2 separate regions of the Homo sapiens genome follow, and region 2 is linked to region 1. The links are chromatin contacts, found by Hi-C or POLR2A ChIA-PET in ENCODE. All regions are on one chromosome and are shown on one strand. Each heading gives the region's core, a stretch centred on a gene start or an enhancer-like site at or near the end of the contact. The rest is flanking DNA. Distances are from core to core; before and after follow the strand shown.

Evidence for each region. Hi-C counts contacts between places; a loop is a spot of excess contacts on that map. ChIA-PET counts read pairs that join two places held with the same protein, here RNA polymerase II (POLR2A). Pooled maps may share reads with other maps.
Region 2: a map of CD4-positive, alpha-beta memory T cell shows a loop between it and region 1 (4-fold over the local background). The contact joins the enhancer-like site here to the promoter of LINC02558 in region 1. A Hi-C loop is called at or near these places in 9 of 168 maps with a recorded cell type or tissue (CD4-positive, alpha-beta memory T cell, IMR-90, chondrocyte and 5 more), 4 of 37 single-sample maps with no recorded cell type and 20 of 50 pooled maps. POLR2A ChIA-PET finds 5 or more read pairs at or near these places in 1 of 52 experiments (Panc1).

What each region holds. Positions count from the first base shown.
Region 1 is chr22:31,968,229-31,974,869 of GRCh38, forward strand. LINC02558 (long intergenic non-protein coding RNA 2558) reads left to right here and starts at 2,595. Exons shown (of 5, transcript NR_149128.1): 1 at 2,595-2,684; 2 at 5,159-5,246. RefSeq lists enhancers at 1,725-1,774, 1,845-1,954.
Region 2 is chr22:32,392,698-32,399,338 of GRCh38, forward strand. It overlaps RTCB (RNA 2',3'-cyclic phosphate and 5'-OH ligase), which reads right to left. Exons shown (of 12, transcript NM_014306.5): 7 at 5,244-5,403; 8 at 3,377-3,552; 9 at 2,329-2,517; 10 at 1,195-1,305. Among named protein-coding and RNA genes, the nearest start is that of RTCB, 16 kb to the right of the region's middle. RefSeq lists a silencer at 1,966-2,163. Within about 2 kb of position 4,259, at least 2 of the 41 ENCODE cell types and tissues checked have a DNase peak (open chromatin) inside an H3K27ac peak, as active enhancers do.

The sequences.
Region 1 (6,641 bases), core at 1,345-3,844:
GGGTAGAAGCCTCCTCCTCACCAGCTGGTTCCCAGGGACAGCATACTTTGTAGCTCTCATTTCCAGGCCTACACCTGAGGCAGGGAGAAGAGGGGAATGAGCAGGCACATCCACGAAGCTGAGGCCTCAGGGGGCAGGACTGGTGGAAGGGGCCCTCTGCCTCTAGCTACCTCATAGCCCACCCCAACCAATAAATAACCATGGTTTTGCTAGTGCCTCCAAGTACTGGACCTCAAAAGTCACAAACTACCCGGAGATTAAAAAGAAATGAATAGGCTGGGCACGGTGACTCACACCTGTAATCCCAGCACTTTTGGAGGCCGAGGCAGGTGGACTGCTTGAGTTCAGGAGTTTGAAAGTAGCCTGGGTAACATGGCAAAACAGTAAATACAAAAATTAGCCAGGCCTGGTAGTTCCAGCTACTCAAGAGGCTGAGGTGGGAAGATTGCTTGAGCCTGGGAGGTCGAGGCTGCAGTGTGCCAAGATCGTGTCACTGCAATTCACCCTGGGGAACAGAGTGAGACTGCCTCGAAAAAAAAAAGGAGTGAATAAACACGAAGATTAGGCCCTGTGACCCCCAACACACACGCACACACACACACATGCGCGCACACACACACACACACTCCTTTTTATTTTGAGATAGAGTCTTGCTCTGTTGCCCAGGCTGGAGTGCAGTGGTGCAATCTCGGCTCACTGCAACCTCCGCCTCCCGGGTTCAAGCTATTCTTGTGCCTCAGCCTCCTGAGTAGCTGGGATTACAGGCGCGTACCACCACACCAGGCTAATTTTTGTATTTTTAGTAGAGACAATTTCACCATGTTGGCCAGGCTGGTCTCGAACCCCTGACCTCAAGTGATCCGCCTGCCTCGGCCTCCCAAAGTGCTGGGTTTACAGGTGTGAGCCCCTGCGCCTGGCCATACTGCTTCCTTAATGTATTAGGGTTCAATCAGAGAAACTGTACCAGTAAGGGGATACAGATTAAGAGATTTGTTGCAAGGAGGTGATTTGCGTGATTGTGGGGCTGGCTAGGTAAGTGCAGTAAGTGCAGGCTGGAACTCTTGTCAAGGGCTGAAGTTGCTATCCACAGGCAGAATTTCTTCTTCAGGAAAACCTCAAGTCTGATTTTAAGGCCTTTCAACTGCGTCTATCAAGCCCACCTAAATTATCCAGGATATCTTCCTTTTATGTAAAGTCAACTGATAATGGACTTTATTCGCATCTACAAAACAACTTCACCAAAACATCCAGTTTAGTGTTGGAATAATTGGGGCCTTTAGTCTAGCCAAGTTGACACAGTAAAAAAGACATCACACTCAGCAGGGCATGGTGGCTCAGTCCTGTAATCCTAGCACGTTGGCAGGCCAGGGCGGGAGGATTGCTTGAGGCCAGGAGGTCCAGACCAGCCTGGGCAATGTAGAAAGACACCATCTCTCCAAAACATAAAAAAAGATAAATTAGCTGGGCTCGATAGCTATACCTATAGTCCCAGCCACTCAGGAGGCTAAGGTGGGAGAATCACTTGTGCCCAGGAGTTTGAGGCTGCAGTAAGCTATGATCATGCCACTGTACTCCAGCCTAGGTGACAGAGCGAGACTGTGTCTCAAAAACAAACAAACAAAAAGCAGTGGAACGTTGCTTTACATATATTAGAGCACTTACCACATGCCCTGTGGTTAAGTGATTTGCATGCAGCATCTCAGTTAATCTCAGAACATCCCGTGACGCAGGTATCCTTCTTGTCCCTGATTTTACAGTTCAGGAAACGGCCTCAGAGAGGTGAGGAGACGCCCACAGTCGCGTGGCATGGTGCACCTGTGTTCTGAACTGTCACTTGCCTCTCCCTGTGAGCCTCTCTTTACTCTGCCTTGTCTTCTTGTCCTGGGGCAAGAAGTTAGGGTTCAAGACCCTTCGGGATGTGAGGATGTTTCTGCCACTCTGGACATTAGTTTTCTCCCCTAAGTGGCTCTATCTCTCCCGGCCTGAGTTTGGAAGGGAGACACCATTCTGGTACGACTTTTCTTAGGCCTGTGCTGCCATCTATGGGGCTCGAAGGTGCTCGCCATGCTCCAGACCGGCCACCTGGCAGTCAGGTGAGCTTGCAAGTGTGAAGAGCAGCGGGATGCGGGGGAGGGAGCAAGCCCAGTAACAAATAAAGCAAATATCATCGGCCCTTGTCCTCAGCTGCTCGCTCAGGCCCCCCAGAATCCTGTAGCATTTCTGGGGATTAAGAGGGTGGTGGGGTTTTCACCTCTATCACGTCTACTGCCAGCCTGGCGCCCAAAGGTTCGGCCGTCATCCGCCCCAGCGGGTCCCTGGAACCGCCGGGATGCCCAGGCTGCCAGGGGGTCTAATGGGGAACTGGGAGTTTCTTTCAGGTCACAGGATAGGTCTGCAGTGCGACTCAGGCTCCCGCGGGGACCTGCCCACTCGAACGGGGGAGGAGGAAGAGGCTCCGGGGGAGAGCCAAGGAGGCGGGGAAGAGGAGCGGCGTCCCGGGAAAGGGGATGCTGGAGCTCCTGCCGACGCTCCACCTGTAGCCCCGCCCTTGACTCCGCCCACTTCCCCAGCCCCTCCCTTCCAGGCGCAGCCTCGAGGTGGCGCTGTGGAGCCGCGCAGGGTCTAGGGCGACTCTCTGAGGGAGCCGCGGCCGCCAGGCTCCGTGGGTTTTGGTTCAGGCGCCGGTTAGTGTCGGGGTAGGCCACGCAGTGAGTTGGCTTGAGGCAGGAGGCAGGCGGAAACCGAGGCTGAGAGGCTGGCTGTCGCTGCCACCCCTCAGCAACCCCAGTGCAGCTGGTCATCCTGTCAGCCGATCAGTCAGTCGCGTCCCCAGCCCGGCTCACACGCCTCCTCCATCAGTCCCTCAGTCAGTCCCTGCGTTTCCTGTCTTTCCCTTGCCTTTCTCCCTCTTTTTTCTTGTCTTTTCTTTCTTTCTTTTCCTTCCTTCTCTCTCTATTTCTCTCACTTTCTTTCCTTTTCTTTTTCTTTTTATGAGAGGGGTCACCTCACTATGTCACCCAGGCTGGAGTGCAGTGACGTCATCTCGGCTCACTCAGCTTCGACATCCTGGGCTCAAGCCATCCTCCCGCCTCGGCCTCCCAAAGCTCCGGGATCACAGGCAGAGCCACTGTATCCGCCCAACCATTGCGGTTCCTGCCAGGTGGTCGGCTGGCAGGTCGGCCCTTGTCACCTGGGTCCCCGAGCCCTGCACACTGTGAGGGCGAACAGAGTCCATGGAGGATGGTGAGGGGAGGAAATATGTGGAGCCCAGGCCTTGCTTTTTCTGTTTTTTGTTCTTGTTGTTGTTGTTGCTGTTGTTTTGTTTTTTTTTTTTTTAGACGGAGTCTCGCTCTGTCGCCCAGGCTGGAGTGCAGCTCACTGCAAGCTCGGCCTCCCGGGTTCACGCCGTTCTCCTGCCTCAGCCTCCCGAGTAGCTGGGACTACAGGCGCCCGCCACCACGCCCGGCTAATTTTTTGTATTTTTAGTAGAAACGCGGTTTCACCGTCTTAGCCAGCATGGTCTCGATCTCCTGAACTCGTGATCCGCTCACCTCAGCCTTCCAAAGTGCTGGGATTACAGGCGTGAGCCACCGCGCCCGGCCTCTTTTTTTTTTTTGAGTCTTGCTCTGTTGCCCAGGTTGAAGTGCAGTGGTGCGATCTCTGCTCACTGCAACCTCTCCCTTCCGAGTCCAAATGATTCTCTTGCCTCAGCCTCCTGAGTAGCTGGGATTACAGGCACTCACCACCACGCCTGGCTAATTTTTGTGTTTTTAGTAGAGGCGAGGTTTCACTATGTTGGCCAGGCTGGTCTTGAACTCCTGGCCTCAAGAGTCTGCCCGCCTCGGCCTCTCAAAGTGCTGGGATTACAGGTGTGAGCCACTGTGCCCGGCCGTTTTTTTTCTGTTTTTGGTCAGAGTTACTTGCCAAAGGGCTTTGGTTTTTTCCCCTCAGGATCTCCCAGGCCCTTGGGGGGCAGAGGGGACAACGATGCTGACCCGCTCCTGAGGTGGCGCTCGGCCAGCACAGCTGTCCCTGGAGCAGAAGAGTGGCAGTGGAGGGGCCAGAGCCCTGGCTTTCAGCGGCTGTACTGAGAGTTACTCCACGTTCAGCCCTTCCCCGCCCGACGCGGATTGGCTGTGGGCTGGGTCTGATCCTTCCCGGACCTGGAGCAGCTGTGGGCTGGGCCTGATCCACTGACTGCCTTCTATGTTAGAGCTGGCAGCATGGGGGCCCAGACCCGGGCCCTTCCAGGAGGTGCCAGGGCAGTGGGACCCGGCCCTGAGCTGGAGAGAGCATTCCTGTGCTGGTCGTGGCAGTGCTTCCACCTCACTGTGTGTGCTTGTGCAGGTCACTTCACCCAGGCCTCGGTGTCATCACGGACAGCTTTCAGAAAGGGGAGACAGCCTGGACATGGTGGCTCACACCCATAACCTCAGCACTTTGTGAGGCCAAGGTGGGGAGGATCACTTGAGGCCAGGGGTTCAAGACCAGCCTGGGCAACGTAGTAAGTAACCCCATCTCTAAAGAAAAAAAATTAGCTGGACATGGGAGGCCGAGGTGGGAAGATGGGGCTTGAGCCCAGGAAGTCGAGGCTGCAGTGATCCTCGACTGCACTCCAGTGGTGCATTCGATTACACTACTGCACTCCAGCCTGGGTGACAGCGGGGAGACCCCTCTCAAACAAACAAAATCCCCCCAAACCCAAACCTGCCACCTACTTCCCTGCCCTGCCCGGTACTGTGGGTTTGGAAATATAACCATGGAGGTGAAAGCCCAGGTGTGAGGAAGTTATAACCTGACCTCTCATGGTTTTCCTGATGCAGGGGAGGAAGAATGGAAGAAAGAAATGAGAAAAGGCAGGGGTGGCCTGAACTCCTGGGCTCCAGGGGACGCTGTGTCTGTTACCCCCACCCATAGGAGCCTGGGGTTCTGGCCTGGGCTGTGTGACCCTGGGCCTGTCTCTGCTGCTCTCTGGGCTTTTACAGCAGTGAAGAGCTTGGGTTCTATGATCTCTAAGGCTTGAGACTTGAGTGGAAGGGTTTCTAACAGAAATCCTGGGGCCATGATGTTCGGGGAGCAAGAGCTAAGCTGTCTGGTGCAATAGCCACTAACCACGTGTTGCTGTTGGGCACTTGACATGTGGCTTGTCTGATTTCAGGTGTGCCCAAGGATGTTGTAGAACTCTGTCTAGCCACAGTGTGGGGATGGGGAGCTCCCGCCGACAGACTCTGTTGCTTTCTGGCTTGGTAAGTGGGAATACCGAAGTCCCTGGCTGTGTGTTCAGCCCAGTGGGGTTGGGATAGGTACTGGGGAAGGTGGGAGCTGGGTCAGAAACCCTCCCTCAGCCCAACCTGGGTGGACTCCTGGGACCCTTGGTGGGAGGAGGGGTCTGATGACCCTGGGGGAGGGAGGGAGGGGAATTGGCAAGACTCAGATGTATACTCTGGGGACGACGATCCTCTCTCTTTCTGCCCCAGTCCCGCTCCTTTCTTTGAAGCTGGGGTCCCCAGCTCACATCATGCCCAGGCAGCCTCAGTGTTCCAGTGAGGCGGGAGCTACAGCTCCTGGAAATTAGAGGTGACCTGGGCGAGGCAAGTTTTTTGTAGGGACCTGGTGGGATACTCCCAGGGGATTGTTCTCCTGGGCAGGCCTGGGAAGTCCCAGGAAGAGTTGGTTATTCATTCACATCCAGTGTTTATTGGACATCCACCACATGCCAGGCTTTGTGCCAGGCAGTGAGTGACAGGAGTGAACTGTACAGACATTGACCCTGTTTATGGAGTGCAGTGTCTAGAAGTGGTGATAAGGGCAATGGGAGAAGACAAAAATGAAAGTACACGAATTAGTTAAAGTAAAAATTCTGATACCAGGCACGGCGGCTCATGTCTGTAATCCCAGCACTTTGGGAGGCCGAGGCCAGCGGATCACCGGAGGTTGGGAGTTGGAGACCAGCCTGACCAACATGGAGAAACCCCATCTCTACTAAAAATACAAAATTAGCTGGGCGTGGTGGCACATGCCTCTAATCCCAGCTACTTGGGAGGCTGAGGCAGGAGAATCGCTTGAACCTGGGAGGCAGAGGTTGTGGTGAACGGGGTTGCACCACTGCACTCCAGCCTGGGCAACAAGAGTGAAACTCTGTCTCAAAAAAAAAAAAAAAGTTAAAATTGTGGTATGTGCTGTGAGGGTAGCAAGGCGGGTGCTAAGATAGAGAACAAAGCAGGCCATTCTGGGAGGATTCTCTGAGCAGGTGACACTTAGCCTAAGACCTGAAAGAGGAGGAGCCATGGGATGGAAAGAGTGTTCCAGACAGAGGGAATAGCATTCATCCACTCACTCACTCATGCATGTGTTACTCTGTGTTGGACGCTGTTCTATTTGCTCCCAAAACAGCGATGAACAATACAGGAGAAATGCTTTCTGTCATGGAGCTTATGTTGTACTGGAAGAAGACAGAAGGCAAATAACCAATTAGACAAATAATATCAGGAAATGATGAATGCTCTGGAGAACATAAAAAGATGATGGGCTAGCAAATGACTAAGGATGAAGGGACTATTGCAGATAAGGTGGAGAGGGAAGGCCACTCTGGAGACCTGAATGATGAGAAGGAGCCAGGCAATGGAAGGGTCTGGAGGAAG
Region 2 (6,641 bases), core at 3,009-5,508, 430 kb after region 1:
TCTCCTTTGTTGAAAACTACTGGGTTAAAATTAGGAGTTGGGAGGCAGCTAGAAATGAGAAACAATCAGAAAAAAAAGTAGGATTAAATACATTTGTGAAGGTCTGTCCTAGGAGAAGGTACTCTAGACAGTTTCTCTTTCCCATTTCAACACTGGCTCAACACTCTGGATGGCTTAGAAAAGGGGCCGGCAAACTACGGTGTATGGGCCAAATATGGCCCACCACCTGCTTTTTAAAATAAACTATTTTGTTTTTTGAGAAAGGGTCTCCCTCTGTCACCCAGACTGGAGTGAAGTGACATAATCATAGCTCACTGCAGCCTTAATCTCCTGGGCTCAAGCAATCCTCCTGCCTTAGCCTCCTGAGTAGCTATGACTACAGGTGTGCCACCACACCCGGCTAATTTAAAAAGTTTTTGTGGAGACGGTGTCTTGCTAATGTTGCCCAGTCTAGTCTTGAATTCCCGGCTTCAAGTGCTCCTCCTGCCCTGGCCTCCCAAAGTGCTGTAATTACAAGTGTGAGCAACCATGCCTGGCCTAAAATAGTTCTATTAGAACACAGCATTGCCCATTTACACAGTACTTAAGGTTGCTTCTGCACTGAAATGGCATAGCTGAATAGCTGGTACACAGACCATCTGGTCCCAAAAGCCTAAAATATTTACGGTCTGGCCCTTTATGGGAAGAGTTTCCTGACCCCTGGGCTTAGAAGATGAGAGGCAGTGTTTTGAAATGGGTGTGTGTGTAGACTGTACATGGGCTCTAATTTGCAAATAGGGCCTATCCTTCCAATCTTGCGTGGACCTACACAATAGGAAGGGGCAAATTAAACAAAGGAGCAGGTCCAGTCAGTCGCTGAGATCAACTGTGATATTTGCATCAGTTAAAGTTCTATCACTTATAAACCAGACAGTAAGCTCAGCTAGTGTGACAATTTCCCAGTCTGGATTTTCTGGACTTGCAGAGATAAGAAACGGTCCCTAACCCTACCAGATCTCACTGAGGCAGAGATACTAGGTGACCCCAGTCAGTTCACTAAATAGTATACATTATGGGGAACAATTTGAAGTACAAGACATGATAGGCCCAAGTCTCAACTCTGTTAATGTTCAATCAGCTACATTTACCAGTCAAAATGGAAAACCATAGCTAAACTGAAGAGAGCATTTCTAAGGAAGTTTCTGTTTTCCTTACCGCTCCATGACAGGTTGTTCCAAAGGTCTCAGTCATGCCCTGTTCAGTGCCAGTAAGAACATAACTACAGGTTCCCATGGTGCCACCAATGAGCACTGGCTGTCCAGTGAGCTGAGGATGCACATAAATCAAACATGTTAAAATTCAGAAAAACATAGGCTTTTTATGCATAAAATTTAAATTTTCTCTTGCACTGTAGGATTGTAGGAGAAACCCAGACTTCTTTTTTTTTTTTTTGAGATGGGAGTCTTGCTCTGTCGCCCAGGCTGGAGTGCAGTGGCGGGATCTCGGCTCACTGCAAGCTCCGCCTCCTGGGTTCACGCCATTCTCTTGCCTCAGCCTCCCGAGTTGCTGGGACCACAGGCGCCTGCTGCCATGCCCAGCTAATTTTTTGTATTTTTAGTAGAGGCGGAGTTTCACCATGTTAGCCAGGATGGTCTCGATCTCCCGAACTCGTGATTTGCCCGCCTTGGCCTCCGAAAGTGCTGGGATTACAGGCGTAAGCCACCACACCCGGCCGGAGAAACCCAGACTTCTAAACGCGCGGCTAGTAAACTATATTAAGATAGTACTTTGATTCTTTGATAAATCGGAGGGGAAGGAAGAGGACGAGAGTGAAAATCTGAGGACCAGTAAAAATGCAGAAGAGTCAAAATAAGAGCAAAGCAAAATCCAAAAGTGTAGAGAAGTGTTGCTAGAACCACCATCCTGAGCAAGGTGCTTGTCTTCTCTGTTTTGGGTTTCTCATCTGTAAAAGGAGCAAGCAGACTATGGGGTCTTTCGAACTCCACCACAGCCAGACACCAAGAGGACAGGAGGAATGAAACAGACTGAGTTTACTCTGTCTTCTGTAACTGAGTTACTCCTGTCTTCCACTAATTCAAAGGCCTCAATTCACGGTAGTGGAGTAAAATACACTTCCTGCAGCACTTGCTATAGCACACGGCACCACCGCAAGCACAAATGATGGGGGAAGGAGTTACTGCTTCAGAGAAGATTGGGAATCACTGTTCTCATGAGTGACAGAGTATTTTCTTTTCACAATTGCTGCTTTTCGTTTTAAATGTAATTCACATTTGCAACAATCTAAATCGTGCCCCCACTGCTTAAAACTACAAACGTAGAGCTACGTACTTGGTAATCAACAGCAATGAGGGGATGGTGAGGAGGGAAAGCGCGGGTGGATCCCTTCCTGTGTACTAACAGTGTCCGTTCCTTTCCGTCCACCACATGCTGCTCCACTTTGGCAATGTTGTGAGAAACATCATAGATCACATGTAGGTCCAAGTCATCAGGGGTTGTGTTGAAGACCTTGGCGAAAGCCTAGGAGAAAACACAGAAGATAAAAGCAGCCAGAACTTCAGGACTTATGTTCAGCTCTTCGTGACTCATCTCACTGGTTTCAGGTAGTCTGTTCTGAAGGGAGTAAAAGATTTAAAAGTTCAAAAGTAGCCGTAAGATTATCTTCACGTAAAGGACAAAAGCTGTCCTTTAGACCACACAGGAAATGCCACCACATCATTTTCATCTTTAGTTGAAAAGCTGCTGGGCAACTTTTGATCCCACCTTTCAAAATTGCTTCTTCTCAGCCTTCTGAATCTTAGTCAGTGGCACTTTTATTCTCTATGCTGTTCAAGACAAATTCTAGGAATAATTTTGATTCTCTGCTCTCATTTCTCATGCCTGATACTCTGATGATTTAGTTTAAGACAACACCAAAACCTTGGACACTTCTCTGGTATTTTGAAAGTTAACTATGTGAATTTCCAAAACCAAACACCATAGGCTTTGACTGGACTGCACGATGTTTTTTTCTTTTGGAGACAGGAGTCTCACTCTGTCACCCAGGCTGGAGTGCAGTGGCACGATCTCGGCTCACTGCAAGCTCCACTTTCCAGGTTCACACCATTCTGCTGCCTCAGCCTCCCGAGTAGCTGGGACTACATGCACCCGCCACGACGACCAGCTAAGCTAATTTTTTGTATTTTTAGTAGAGACGGGGTTTCACCGTGTTAGCCAGGATGGTCTGGATCTCCTAACCTTGTGATCCGCCCCCCCTCGGCCTCCCAAAGTGTTGGGATTACAGGCATGAGCCACCGTGTCCAGCCTGGACTGCACTATGTTTTAAAGCACTTAACATCATCATGAATGACTCGGAACAGAAGAGCAACTTCTACTGTACCTGACGGGTTAAGAAGGTCATGGAAGAGCGGTTGACCCAGGCATAGTTCCCAGCAGCTGCCATTCCCTTCAGATAGTCTTGACCCTCTGGGGAAGCGATTCGAGCACAAGCCAACTGCCGATCATTGACTATAATCTTGTCTCTCTTCATGGCCTTCTCCATAGCTACCAGCGCATCTGGAACAAGAGCCACAAAGTCCAAACCAGTTAGCTTTCCCTTAAATGAACAGTTCAGATTTACTGCAGAAAGGTAGGCTACATTCAAATTCATTCCACAAAAAAACCCAATGAAAGCCAACTTTCCCTTTAATGTGTTTCTGAGTTCATCTATTTGCTCAGTCAAGACGTACTTGAGAATCTTTCAGAGTGCAGTGACAGTTTGTGGGACACAAAGTCAACATTTGCCCTCTAGGAACTTGAAAGAGAATGGGATGTGTAAACAAATAGCCACAAGATGGTCTTCATTACTCCTTTCTCAATATGTGAATGCATGGGAATAGTAGTAGCAAAATACATTTTGTTGCCTTCATGATTAATCAAATCCATGACAAAATGCAGAGAAGTACTCAGGGGAATGTTCTGAAACACTAGTTGACACTTCGTACATCTGCTAGGTTAAATAGTCTAGAGGGTCAGGCTGGCACAAATTATTAAATTCTCACACAATAAAATGGACTAGAGGCTGATCTGTAACATGGAATTTTAAGCTTATAACAATTTCCAGGCATCTATATACCTTTTCATTGATTCGCTGTTGGAGGCCGAAAGAATGAGGGTCGTGAACAACTCAGTATACCACTGGAGGCTATGAGTAAACAGCAAACTGTTCTTATGAATGCAAGATGCTGGCAAGCTGACAACTGCGTCTGTTGCCCAGAAGGAATGCTGAGGGCAGCCACGCCCCAGGCACAAGTGTTTCTTGTGACAGGCACATGTGAAGCCTGTTAGCAATAATATGAACCTGGGATCAATCAAGCAGCTGACCAATAGTTACCTCCTCCTCCCTGCTCTTTCTACCCAATAAATACAAAGGGCTGTGGAAGCTCACTAGAAGCAAGAAGCCCCTGACTCCTTCTTTAAAAGTTTCTTTTGTTTTTTGTTTTCATTTCTGCGTTCATCCCGCTTCATTCAGTCCTGTAGTAACCGTCACAATTCATACATTATTTCACACACCCTCCAAGCTATCCAAAAGGACCTATCCAATATTTCGCTGCTTCCTGCTTTTGTTCATGCTGCCTTTGTCACCAGTCTTTGTGTGTAATTGTCCAAACTGTGAGATCCAGCTCAACACTGGGTCCATGAAGCCATCTCCAAAATCTTTTTCTTAAATGTGTTTTGTTTGACTCTCCTATATAATTAATTGCTACCTTTTAATATTTATTTTTTCTTTTAAATGGACATGACCTTTACTTCATGAGACAATTTGAGTGCAAAGTATCTGCCTCTTTCATCAGCAAATCCACCATCACATCTACTGTTGCAGAGCAGGTATATGATACATAATCTGCCAAATGAAAGCCTATTTCATAAATTCCACTCTTTACACATTTCTTGCTCTTTCTTGGCCAGATAGTAACTCATAAGAGTAAACATAACAATAACTGCAACTAACATTTATTGAGTGTTTACTAATGTCAAACATTAAGTGCTTTACATATATTATTAACTTTCCATGATAATTCTATATGAAATAACTATTATACTCATTTTTTTAGACAAGAAAGTTATGGCCCAGTGAATTTGTCCAAGTTATTTAATTGTTGAGGACTCAGGATAAAACCCATGCAGTATATTTCAGAGTTTTCGCTCTTAAATTTCTATCTGGTTGCCCATAAAATGTACATTTTAGCACAAAGTCTAGAATATACCTGTGGCTACTTGGTGGCCCAAGCCTCTGCTTCCACTGTGGATCATCACACACACCTGTCCCTTATGGTCGATGCCCATTTTTTTAGCAGCATACTCATTGAAAATCTCATCCACAACCTGGATTTCTGCATAATGGTTGCCTGCTCCCAGGGTCCCCAACTGCAAATGTAAAAATGTCTGGTAAGATAGTTTTTATTCCAGTTTTTTTTTTAATCTATTTAAAAACCAAAAAGATAAAAACAAACTAACAACAAAATAAACATACAAATAGTGTTTCAGTAACAAAAAAATTCCTAAGCTATAGAAGTGTTTCATTTACAATATTCTACACAACAAAATAACGTAGACTAGCTCCTGAATTTTGTTATATCATTATATGCTTGGTATACACATATAAAAAACTAACACAGGAACAGAAAACCAAACACCACGGGTTCTCACTCATAAGTGGGAGCTGAACAATGAGAACACATGGACACAGGGAGGGGAACATCACATACCAGAGCCTGTCGAGGAGTGGGAGGAAAGGGGAGGGAGAGCATTAGGACAAATACCTAATGCACGTGGGGCTTAAAACCTAGATGATGGACTGACAGGTGCAGCAAACCACCATGGCAAATGTATACCTATGTCACAAACCAGCACATGTATCCCAGAACTTAAAGTAAATAAATTAATTTTTTAAAAAAAGCTTCATAAACAAAAAAAATCAAGCTTTTAAATGGTTCATGGGATATTTTAAACATCACAAAGAGTCAAATTTTGGGATAAATGTTGGTAAATGTTGACTCTTAGACAAGGTCCAAGTTCAAATGATTTTGAAACATCTATGAGTTCATGGACATCCACCATTATTTATAACTGAAAGAACATATACCACAACTACAGCTAATATTAATAGATGATTTAGAGAACTAGAGAATGTCAGTGCTGGAAGAGTCTTTAGAGGTTGCCTAGTTTTAACCATCCCAGTTTTCCATAAGAAAATGAGATCCAGAGAAGACAGTCTTGCCCACGTGTCACACTGAATTAGTGGCAAAGCCTTCACAACTAGCTGTAATTTCAAACATCTAGTATATTCTTATCTCATGGATACCATCTGTAGACTGTCAAAATATGTATATATGTAATTTTGACGTATGAACCTGATAAACATATTCTATTTTTCTCCCATTCACTTCTAATTCATTATTTCTTATTTTATGAACATTTGCAAGCTCCTGATTGCTCTGTCACCCAGGCTGGAGTGCACTGGCGTGATCACAGCTCACTGCAGCCTCAAACTCCTAGGCTCAAGCAGTCCTCCTGTCTTAGCCTTCTGAGTAGCTGGGATTACTTGCATGTGCCACCATGCCTGGCTAATTTTTTTTTTTTTTAATTTTTGTAGAGACTAAGTC